Regions from separate parts of the Homo sapiens genome. Here region 1 is linked to region 2. A link is a contact called in ENCODE Hi-C or POLR2A ChIA-PET data. All regions are on one chromosome and are shown on one strand. Each heading gives the region's core, a stretch centred on a gene start or an enhancer-like site at or near the end of the contact. The rest is flanking DNA. Distances are from core to core; before and after follow the strand shown. Region 1 holds the start of NSUN4 (NOP2/Sun RNA methyltransferase 4). Region 2 holds the start of TOE1 (target of EGR1, exonuclease).

Region 1 (4,161 bases), core at 308-2,807, 1.0 Mb after region 2:
CTGCCTCCTGGTTTCAAGTTATTCTCCTGCCTCGGCCTCCCAAGTAGCTGGGATTACAGGCATGAGCCACCATGCCCAACTAATTTTTGTATTTTTAGTAGAGACTGGGTTTCACCACGTTGGCCTGGCTGGTCTCCAACTCCTGACCTCAGGTGATCCACCCACCTCGGCCTCCCAAGTGCTAGGATTACAGGAATGAGCCACAGTGCCGGCCAGCCTTTTTCTTGAAAAATGAACAAAGTGAGCCTGTCACTTCAAGGAAAATAACTGACAGTATTTGTTGCCAATAAGAAAATTCCAAAATTCCACATTCAAATGCCAAATAAGAAAAAGCTTTCGGCTGGGGGCAGCGTGAGCCACCGCGCCCGGCCAAGTTTTGTATTATTTTTCTTAACTATGTCTTCTCAAATTGCGGAAGCGTTAGGCCCCACAACATTTGACATCACCAGTAGGGATCCAGTGGAGAGGAGGGACATGATCAGAAACTGTGTTTTTAAATGATCATTCAACAGCCAATTATCAGGGTGGGTAGGAGTGAGGCAGGGAGATCAAAAGGCAGGGAGATTGGCTGGGATTACAGGCATTGTTACCAGAAAGGGGTCCCGATCCGGACCCCAAGAGAGGTTCATGGATCTCGCACAAGAAAGAATTCAGGGCGAGTCCGCAATGCAAAGTGAGAGCAAGTTTATTAAAGTACAAGAATAAAAGAATGGATAGTCCATAGATAGAGCAGCTCCAAGGGCTGCTTGCCCATTTTTATGGTTATTTCTTGATGGTACGCTAAACAAGGGGTGGGTTATTCACGCCTCCACTTTTTTTTTTTTTTTTTTTTTTTTTGAGACGGAGTCTCGCTTTGTCGCCCAGGCTGGAGTGCAGTGGCGCGATCTGGGCTCACTGCAAGCTCCGCCTCCCGGGTTCACGCCATCCCTCAGCTTCCCGAGTAGCTGGGACTGCAGGCGCCAGCAACCTCGCCCGGCTAATTTTTTGTATTTTTGGTAGAGACGGGGTTTCACCGTGTTAGCCAGGAGGGTCTCGATCTCCTGACCTCGTGATCTGCTCGCCTCGGCCTCCCAAAGTGCTGGGATTACAGGCGTGAGCCACCACGCCCGGCCAGGTCCCGAAACTTAAGCTTCATTTGTTTCACTGCAAATCTGCTTCTGCCTACAAGCCTGGTCTCATTTTCCTCTACCTAAGGATCTTCCTCCATGCAATTTCGGCCTAGGAGGCCCTTCCCGCCCCTTTTCGCCTAGCTAACTCTTTCGGTACTCAACCACCAACTCCTAATCCTCCCTGGTCCCCCAAGTGGGCTAGGGGCTTCTTGGGAGTCCCTCGCACTGCTCTAAGCATCCAGGCAGAGTCATTATTCCGGGTGCCAGGTTGCTCTTTTTCCAGCAGCCTTCAGGGGACTCCTGGCTGGGCGGAGTCTGTAGAGGCGCGCGGAGTCCTGGGAGAGCGTCAGATGTATTTCCTTTCCCTTTTTTCGCTCGTGTCCCGCCGGGTGGCGCTCACCACCTCCCCGGAACACGCGAGTCTCCTGTCGCGGTTCCGGTCGGAATTACCCCGTGGAGCACGCCGATATGGCTGCGCTGACACTGAGGGGTGTCCGGGAGCTGCTGAAGCGTGTGGACCTCGCGACGGTCCCGCGGAGACATCGATATAAGAAGAAATGGGTAAGGTCCGGCTGGGGGCGCAGGAGGGAAAAGTGAGGGTGGAAACTTCTCCAGTCTTTCCGTTTCCCGGCCCTCTAGAACGCCTAGCGTCTTTCCCAAGCACTCCACGGAACGTCCTTAGGCACCTCCCTCTCTCGTCTTTTCCGTCACCGCCTCTGTCCGCACTCTATGTCCCGAGCGTTAGTGTCTTCCACTTGTTACGTCTGCAGTCTCCTGACTCCGCCCAAGTTGCGTCATCACCTTCGCCTTCATTCTTTTAGTGATGTCACTGTCTCTTGTTCCCCAGCTGTGTCCACCTACCTTTCTGTCCCCCACTCCCCCTTTTACTTCCCTCCCTCCCCTCCCCCTTTCCCTTGCCCATTCTTCCCCCACATGACTTCTCCTTTCCTCATTGATTTTCCAGCCCGGTCGCCCTCACCCCTCGGAAAATACCATAGCGACCTTGCCTGCACTCCTGGGTCTCCGCCGCCTTGCAGGAAAGGATTCAGCCCCTTCCTCAACCTCGAGCTGCCTCTGGCGACCGGGCAAGGTTACAGCGACCACCCTGTCCATACTGCCGGCCCAAACCCTGGCAAAAGGTGCAACGAATCCTCTCATCCTCTGGACTCTCCTTGCTTCTCCAGAGACCCTTTTTCTTGCCTCACTGGAAGCCCTGGAATTTCTTCTATGACCGGCACGCCCCCCTGCCCACCCCAGCCGATTCCCTCGCCACCTCCACCATCTCTTCCACCCCCACAACCTTCCTCGCACTCAGGGAGATGGTCTTTTGAGTCCTCTTCCCCACTCCTGGAAAGGACCTACTGCCGCTAGCCCTGCCACTCGGGTTCCCCACTCTCCAGCCCTTATTTTGAGCAGTTCAGCATTCCGGGGTCACCCCCTCTCTGTCAGCGGACACCTTATTGCAGCTGGATGAGTCCCTCCAGAATGCGGCGTCCCTGTCTTCAAGGCACGTACTGTGACCAGCACACTAATCTCTGTTACTCTAGCGGATGGCCTTCAGCTTTTGGAACCAGCCCGGCAACCTCCTTTCCCCTTGCTCATCAGTCCCCGGGAACGAGCCCAGTGACCTCCCCTCAGCTCACTCATGTACCCTTGGAAACTGGACCCATGATTTCGCCTCCTCCTACACATAGGACCCCGGGAACTTGCCTCACGATTTCACCTCCTCTTGCTCGCCGGCCGGTGGAAACTAGTCCTATGGCCTCCCCAACCCTTTCTCACAGAGTTTTGGAAACTGGGCTGATGATCTCTCTGCCCTCTCACTGGTTCTCAGGGAGAAGTTATAATGACCCCCTTCTCTCCCCAGCATCTTCCCCACCTACTGGCAGCTTTTACCATGGCAGCCTTAAGCCTCTAGACTCTTGTGAACCCAAACCACAGCTTGACCTGCCCCTTGAGAAAAATTGTTGTGGCTTCCCACTCTCTTCTCAGGCAGGCATGCCTGGCTCTCCCAGCTCACCTCAGGAGGGCTCTTATCATTACTCCCATCTTTCCTCAGAGGCCTACATACCTACCCCTGGGAGTCCTTGCTATGCCATCTGCCTGTGCCCCGGGAGTACTGATTCTCCTTGCTCACCCCAGTCCCAGGCTCCCAGGAAGGCTTGCATTGAGTCCCTTCTCTCCTGGGAGGCAACTGGGAACTCTTACCTCATCCTAACCCCGGACACCACAACTTCTGGTCCCCCCTGTTCCCAGGAACCATCTCGTCCCCATGGTCCTCATTCTGTCCTTTCCTTCCCTTCACCCCTGGGCAACCAGTTTATATCTCCACCCCAGTCACTTCCCCGCAGAAGCTATAATGAACCCCCTCTTCCCACTCCAGTTTCCCCCCAACCGAAGTCCCCTAAGTCCCCAGAGTTAAGACAGTCACATACTCCCCACAAATGTCTCTCCCTAGTCAACACTCCCCAGCACACCCCTTCTGGCCAGCCCAAGCCCGCTAAGGCCCACACCTGTCCCCCACCTCCCTCCTGCCTCTCTGGTCCTTCTTGTATGCAGCCATACATCACAACTCCTTCAAATTCCAGCCCCAAAGAACTTCCCCCAGGGACTACCTTACTGACTGTGGTCCCTAGAGCTCTCAAAAGTGTTATCCCCACTTCTTTTCCCCTCTGCCTTCCTTGTGATCCTGTCTCGGCCAATAGTTATGCTCAGAGCAGCCGCCATGGACCCTCCATAGGGCCCCCCTGCAATACCCATATATGCTCTGTGGTTCCCTCCACCCCCCATCCCTGCCCACTGTCTGGCTCCCTCAATCATTCGACAGGCCCCCCTCCCATTGTGCCCCTGTGTGACACCTATAGCACTCCCAGGGGCCCACCCCAACCTCGTTGTCAGCCTGTGATGCCTCCTTGTTCTACCCACATCTATTCTTTTATCCCTTTGAGAACACCCTTTGATCCTCAAAGTTTACCCATTGTCCCCCGAGTCCGGGCCTACCCTGATACTGTCCCCTGTGGCCTCCATATCTACCCTGTGGCCTCTCAAGGCC
Region 2 (4,446 bases), core at 637-3,136:
GCCTCATCCCCTCACTATGCTCTAGCCAAGGTTGACTGAATTTAGTTGCTTAAACACCTCAAGTGTGTCTGCCCACCTTGGGGCCTCACACAATCCATTTCCTCTGTTTGGACTCTTTTATGCTTTTACCTAACACCTTATCATTTTTCAAGTCTTGACTGAAATGTCCAAATCAGGTCCCCTCATCTTATCCTATCACATATTTCTGCCTTGTAGCTCTTACCTAATGTAATTTTACATTACTTTGATTCTTTCCATCAGTGTGTACTTCCTGAATTTGACTGTAAAAAACGACTTGAGTGCAAGGACTGATTCTCTTGTTGATTGGTGTGTGTCCAAAGTCAGTGCCAGGTAAACTGTACACAATAGATACCTGTTAAATGAATTAATGGGATGGGGGATAGTCAAAAGAGTTTCCCTTTTTTAGGATAGGAGAAATCCAAAGAGTTTTTTTATTTTTGTTTTTTTTTTGTTTGTTTGTTTTGTTTTTAGAGACAGTGTGTCCCTCACTTTGCTGCTCTGCCACTCAGGCTGGAGTGCAATAAGAACATGGCTCACTGCAGCCTCGACCTCCTGGGCTCAAGCCATCCTCTCACCTCAGCCTCCTGTAGCTGGGACTACAGGTGCGCACCACCATGCCCAACTAATTTTTAATTTTCTTTTTGTAGAGACAAGGTTTCACTATGTTGCCCAGGCTAGTCTTGAACTCCTAGGGTCAAGCGATCCTCCCACCTTGGCCTCCTAAGATGATTACAGGCCATAAGCCACTGCGCCCGGCCCAAGCAGTTCTGAATAATGATGAAATGGGCTCAGTTGAGAGAAGCTGAAGATTAACTATAAACAATGAGTAACAAAGGAGCACTGGAAGGCAGAGGTGGATGGGAATCGTAGTGTTTACGGAGGGACTAGTCTCCAATAGGAATTTTTTTTTTTTTTTTTTTTTTGAGACGGAGTTTCGCTCTTGTTGCCTAGGCTGAAGTGCAAAATGGCGTGATCTCGGCTCACCGCAACCTCTGCCTCCCAGGTTCAAGCGATTCTCCTGCCTCAGCCTCCCAAGTAGTGGGATTACAGGCGCCCGCACCATACCCAGCTAATTTTTTTTGTACTTTTAGTAGAGACGGGGTTTCACCATGTTGGCCAGGCTGGTTTTGAACTCCGGACCTCAGGTAATCCGCCCGCCTCGGCCTCCCAAAGTGCTGGGATTACAGGCGTGAGCCACCGCGCCCGGCCTAGGAACCTCTTTCAAATTCAATCACCCTCTAGGTCGACTATACCGCCTAGCTGCTTCACAATTTGTCCCTTCCTCGCCATCCATACTGCCAGCCTTAATTCAAGTTCACATTATCACTTGATTGGATTATTACAAAAGCTTCCCTACCAATCGGTCGCTCTTACACCCTGGGCAGCCTCCTCCGATGGCCCACTCCCCGCCTCTTTCACTTTCTGGAGATCACTGAGCTCTCCATCCTCTCTGGGAATTTACCGATGCCCAGAACGCCCTTCTTTCCCCCACACGACCCTCTCCTAGTCTAACTCCTGGGCGTGCTTTAAGCTCAGCTCAGGCAGCGTCACCTTCTCTGGAAAGCCCAAACCCAGCCACCCCACTACCCGCTACCCGCGGCCCACGCTGATGAAGACAGCAGAACACGGAGGCCCCGCGTTCCCGCCGCGAGAGCAGGAGAGAAAGATTACCTCCCGCGAGCTCTAGCGCGCCCGGCTTTCCGGCGCACTCCAGGGGGCGTGGCTCGGGTCCACCCGGGCTGCGAGCCGGCAGCACAGGCCAATAGGCAATTAGCGCGCGCCAGGCTGCCTTCCCCGCGCCGGACCCGGGACGTCTGAACGGAAGTTCGACCCATCGGCGACCCGACGGCGAGACCCCGCCCCATCCCCGACTGCCTGAACCGCGCCAGGAGACGGACCGCAAGTCCAGCGTACCCACAGACGACTCAGGCGGGAGACGAGCGGTGTCATGGCCGCCGACAGTGACGATGGCGCAGTTTCAGCTCCCGCAGCTTCCGACGGTGAGCGGCTTCCCAGAGGTAGCCTTCAAAGCCTCTGCGCTCTGGGAGAGGGGAAGGCCTCGGGCTCATAGTTCTAGAGGCTCCTCAAGCTTCAGAGGACTGCTCCTTCCGCCTGAACTAGCCACGAGGAGACTACAAGTTCCGTTGTACACCGCGGCTCCGGCTGCAAAAGCCTGGAGCGTTGGGAGCATGGGGCTGATGGAGGCATGGCGGGAGATGTAGTCTGGAGCTCATAACGGTTAGTAGTAATAGTTGTGATTCAGTTCAGTGGAGTGGATTGAGCGTTGTGATCCAAAGGAAGGTAGGACGTATTGGGAGCTCTGGTGTGGGGCACTGCCAGGCTCTGGGGCTTACTGGGAGCTGTTGCTTGTGGCGCTGGGGCACCATGAGAACAGTAGTATGGATCCCTGTGGGATATTAAGGGAGCTGAGATCCTCAAGCCCTACAAAATGTTTCCTGCAGGACATGGGAAAAAAGAATCAAAGGTCGTCTAGTCCAACTTTCTCCTCTACAGATTGTGAAAGCGAGGTGGGAAGTAATTTACCCAGGCTCATACAAGCCAGTAGAAGACTCAGGCTTCCTCTCCCCAAATTCAGGGCATTCTCCACTCCAAGGCCTGTGTGTAGAACACGTGGGTTACAAAGGCTTGTGGGAAAAGCTACCAATGGAAACTACCCCCCTTACCACCATCACCGTGGCCTAGCTTGGTGTCTGTTCCCCTGGGCTCTTTCCTTAAGCATGAACATCCATCACCCTCCTAACCCCCAGGTGGTGTCAGCAAAAGCACAACATCTGGGGAGGAGCTAGTAGTCCAGGTTCCCGTAGTGGATGTGCAAAGCAACAACTTCAAGGAGATGTGGCCATCCCTCCTGCTAGCCATAAAGACAGCTAATTTCGTGGCTGTGGACACGGTGAGAGTTGGGAAACAAGGAGGGCAGGTGGTTGTGAAGGGGCTGGTGCTAGAGGCCTGTCACAACTCTCCCTTTACCTACCCACAGGAGCTGAGTGGGCTTGGGGACAGGAAGAGTTTGCTGAACCAGTAAGTATAAGCCCTTTTCTCTTTAGTGCCAGCCCTCAACTGTGGAGTGGGGGGGTCACAGACCTGGGTGGTTTGGGTCCTTCATAAGGCTAACTCCTAGCCACAGCAACCCCCATACCCAACCCCAAGGTGCATTGAGGAACGTTACAAGGCCGTGTGTCATGCTGCCAGGACCCGTTCTATCCTTTCCCTGGGCCTCGCCTGCTTCAAGCGGCAGCCAGACAAGGTATGAGCTGATCTCACCCCAATCCTAGGTGTGGCTGTGGGGTGGAGGGTAGAGAGATTCTAGGGAACATCAGATAGGAAGCATTTCTCTCCCAAATCTTTTTTTTTGACTTGATAGTTTTTTTTTTTTTATTTGAATAGGTTTATGGGGAACAGGTGGTGTTTGGTTAAATGAGTAAGTTCTTTAGTGGCAATTTCTGAGATTTTGGTGCACCTATCACCCAGTGTACACTGTGCCCAATGCGTAGTCTTTTATCCCTCACCTGCCTCCATCCTTTCCCCCCTGAGTCCCCAGAGTCCATTGTATCATTCTTAAGCTTTTGCATCCTCCTAGCTTGGCTCTCTGAAATCTTGATATAGCAGACTTCTCTTTCTCCCAGGGTGAACATTCCTATCTGGCTCAAGTGTTCAATCTCACTCTGCTGTGCATGGAGGAGTATGTCATAGAACCAAAGTCTGTGCAGTTCCTGATACAGCATGGCTTCAACTTCAACCAGCAGTATGCCCAAGGCATCCCCTACCATAAGGGCAATGACAAGGTAGGCCTCTAGCCTCCCTAGCCTTGAGTCTGCCCTTTCTGTGACTTTATTTCTTCCTACCCTAGGCTGGATGTCTGGGGAGAATCTGCTTCTTAGGGAGTATGGGGAATCACTAGTGACAGGGCTTGGGAAACAAGACTGGTATGAGGAGGGTGGGCAGCATTGGGTAAGGTAGAGAGAGAGCGTTCCAAGTGGGGAAGTCTGGGATAAGTGCCCAGCAGAAGAGGCTCCCTGGGGGACTCTGTCCTCCTCATTGACCCCTTTACTTTCATCTAGGGTGATGAGAGCCAGAGCCAGTCAGTACGGACCCTATTCCTGGAGCTAATCCGAGCCCGCCGGCCCCTGGTGCTACACAATGGCCTTATAGACTTGGTGTTCCTGTACCAGAACTTCTATGCACACCTCCCTGAGAGTCTGGGAACCTTCACCGCTGACCTGTGTGAGATGTTCCCAGCAGGCATTTATGACACCAAATATGCTGCTGAGTTTCATGCCCGTTTCGTGGCCTCCTACTTAGAATATGCCTTCCGGAAATGGTGAGGAAATGGTTGAGGGAAAGGGGTGGGGCCTGATACGAGTTTATTTCATTCACTTAAGATATTTATTGAGCTCCTACCATGTG

Evidence for each region. A loop is a pair of places that touch in the nucleus more often than their neighbours do. ChIA-PET counts read pairs that join two places held with the same protein, here RNA polymerase II (POLR2A). Pooled maps may share reads with other maps.
Region 1: a pooled map shows a loop between it and region 2 (5-fold over the local background). The contact joins the promoter of NSUN4 here to the promoter of TOE1 in region 2. A Hi-C loop is called at or near these places in 4 of 50 pooled maps. POLR2A ChIA-PET finds 5 or more read pairs at or near these places in 4 of 52 experiments (H1, HEK293T, OCI-LY7 and 1 more).

What each region holds. Positions count from the first base shown.
Region 1 is chr1:46,339,250-46,343,410 of GRCh38, forward strand. It overlaps NSUN4 (NOP2/Sun RNA methyltransferase 4), which reads left to right and starts at 1,558. Exons shown (of 6, transcript NM_199044.4): 1 at 1,558-1,670. The coding sequence starts at 1,578. RefSeq lists enhancers at 1-758, 1,419-1,628, 2,756-2,845.
Region 2 is chr1:45,338,284-45,342,729 of GRCh38, forward strand. TOE1 (target of EGR1, exonuclease) reads left to right here and starts at 1,887. Exons shown (of 8, transcript NM_025077.4): 1 at 1,887-2,021; 2 at 2,790-2,932; 3 at 3,020-3,060; 4 at 3,190-3,286; 5 at 3,666-3,824; 6 at 4,101-4,360. The coding sequence starts at 1,970. MUTYH (mutY DNA glycosylase) reads right to left here and starts at 1,687. Exons shown (of 16, transcript NM_001048174.2): 1 at 1,616-1,687. RefSeq lists enhancers at 1,209-1,876, 1,877-2,545, 1,898-2,247, 2,546-3,212.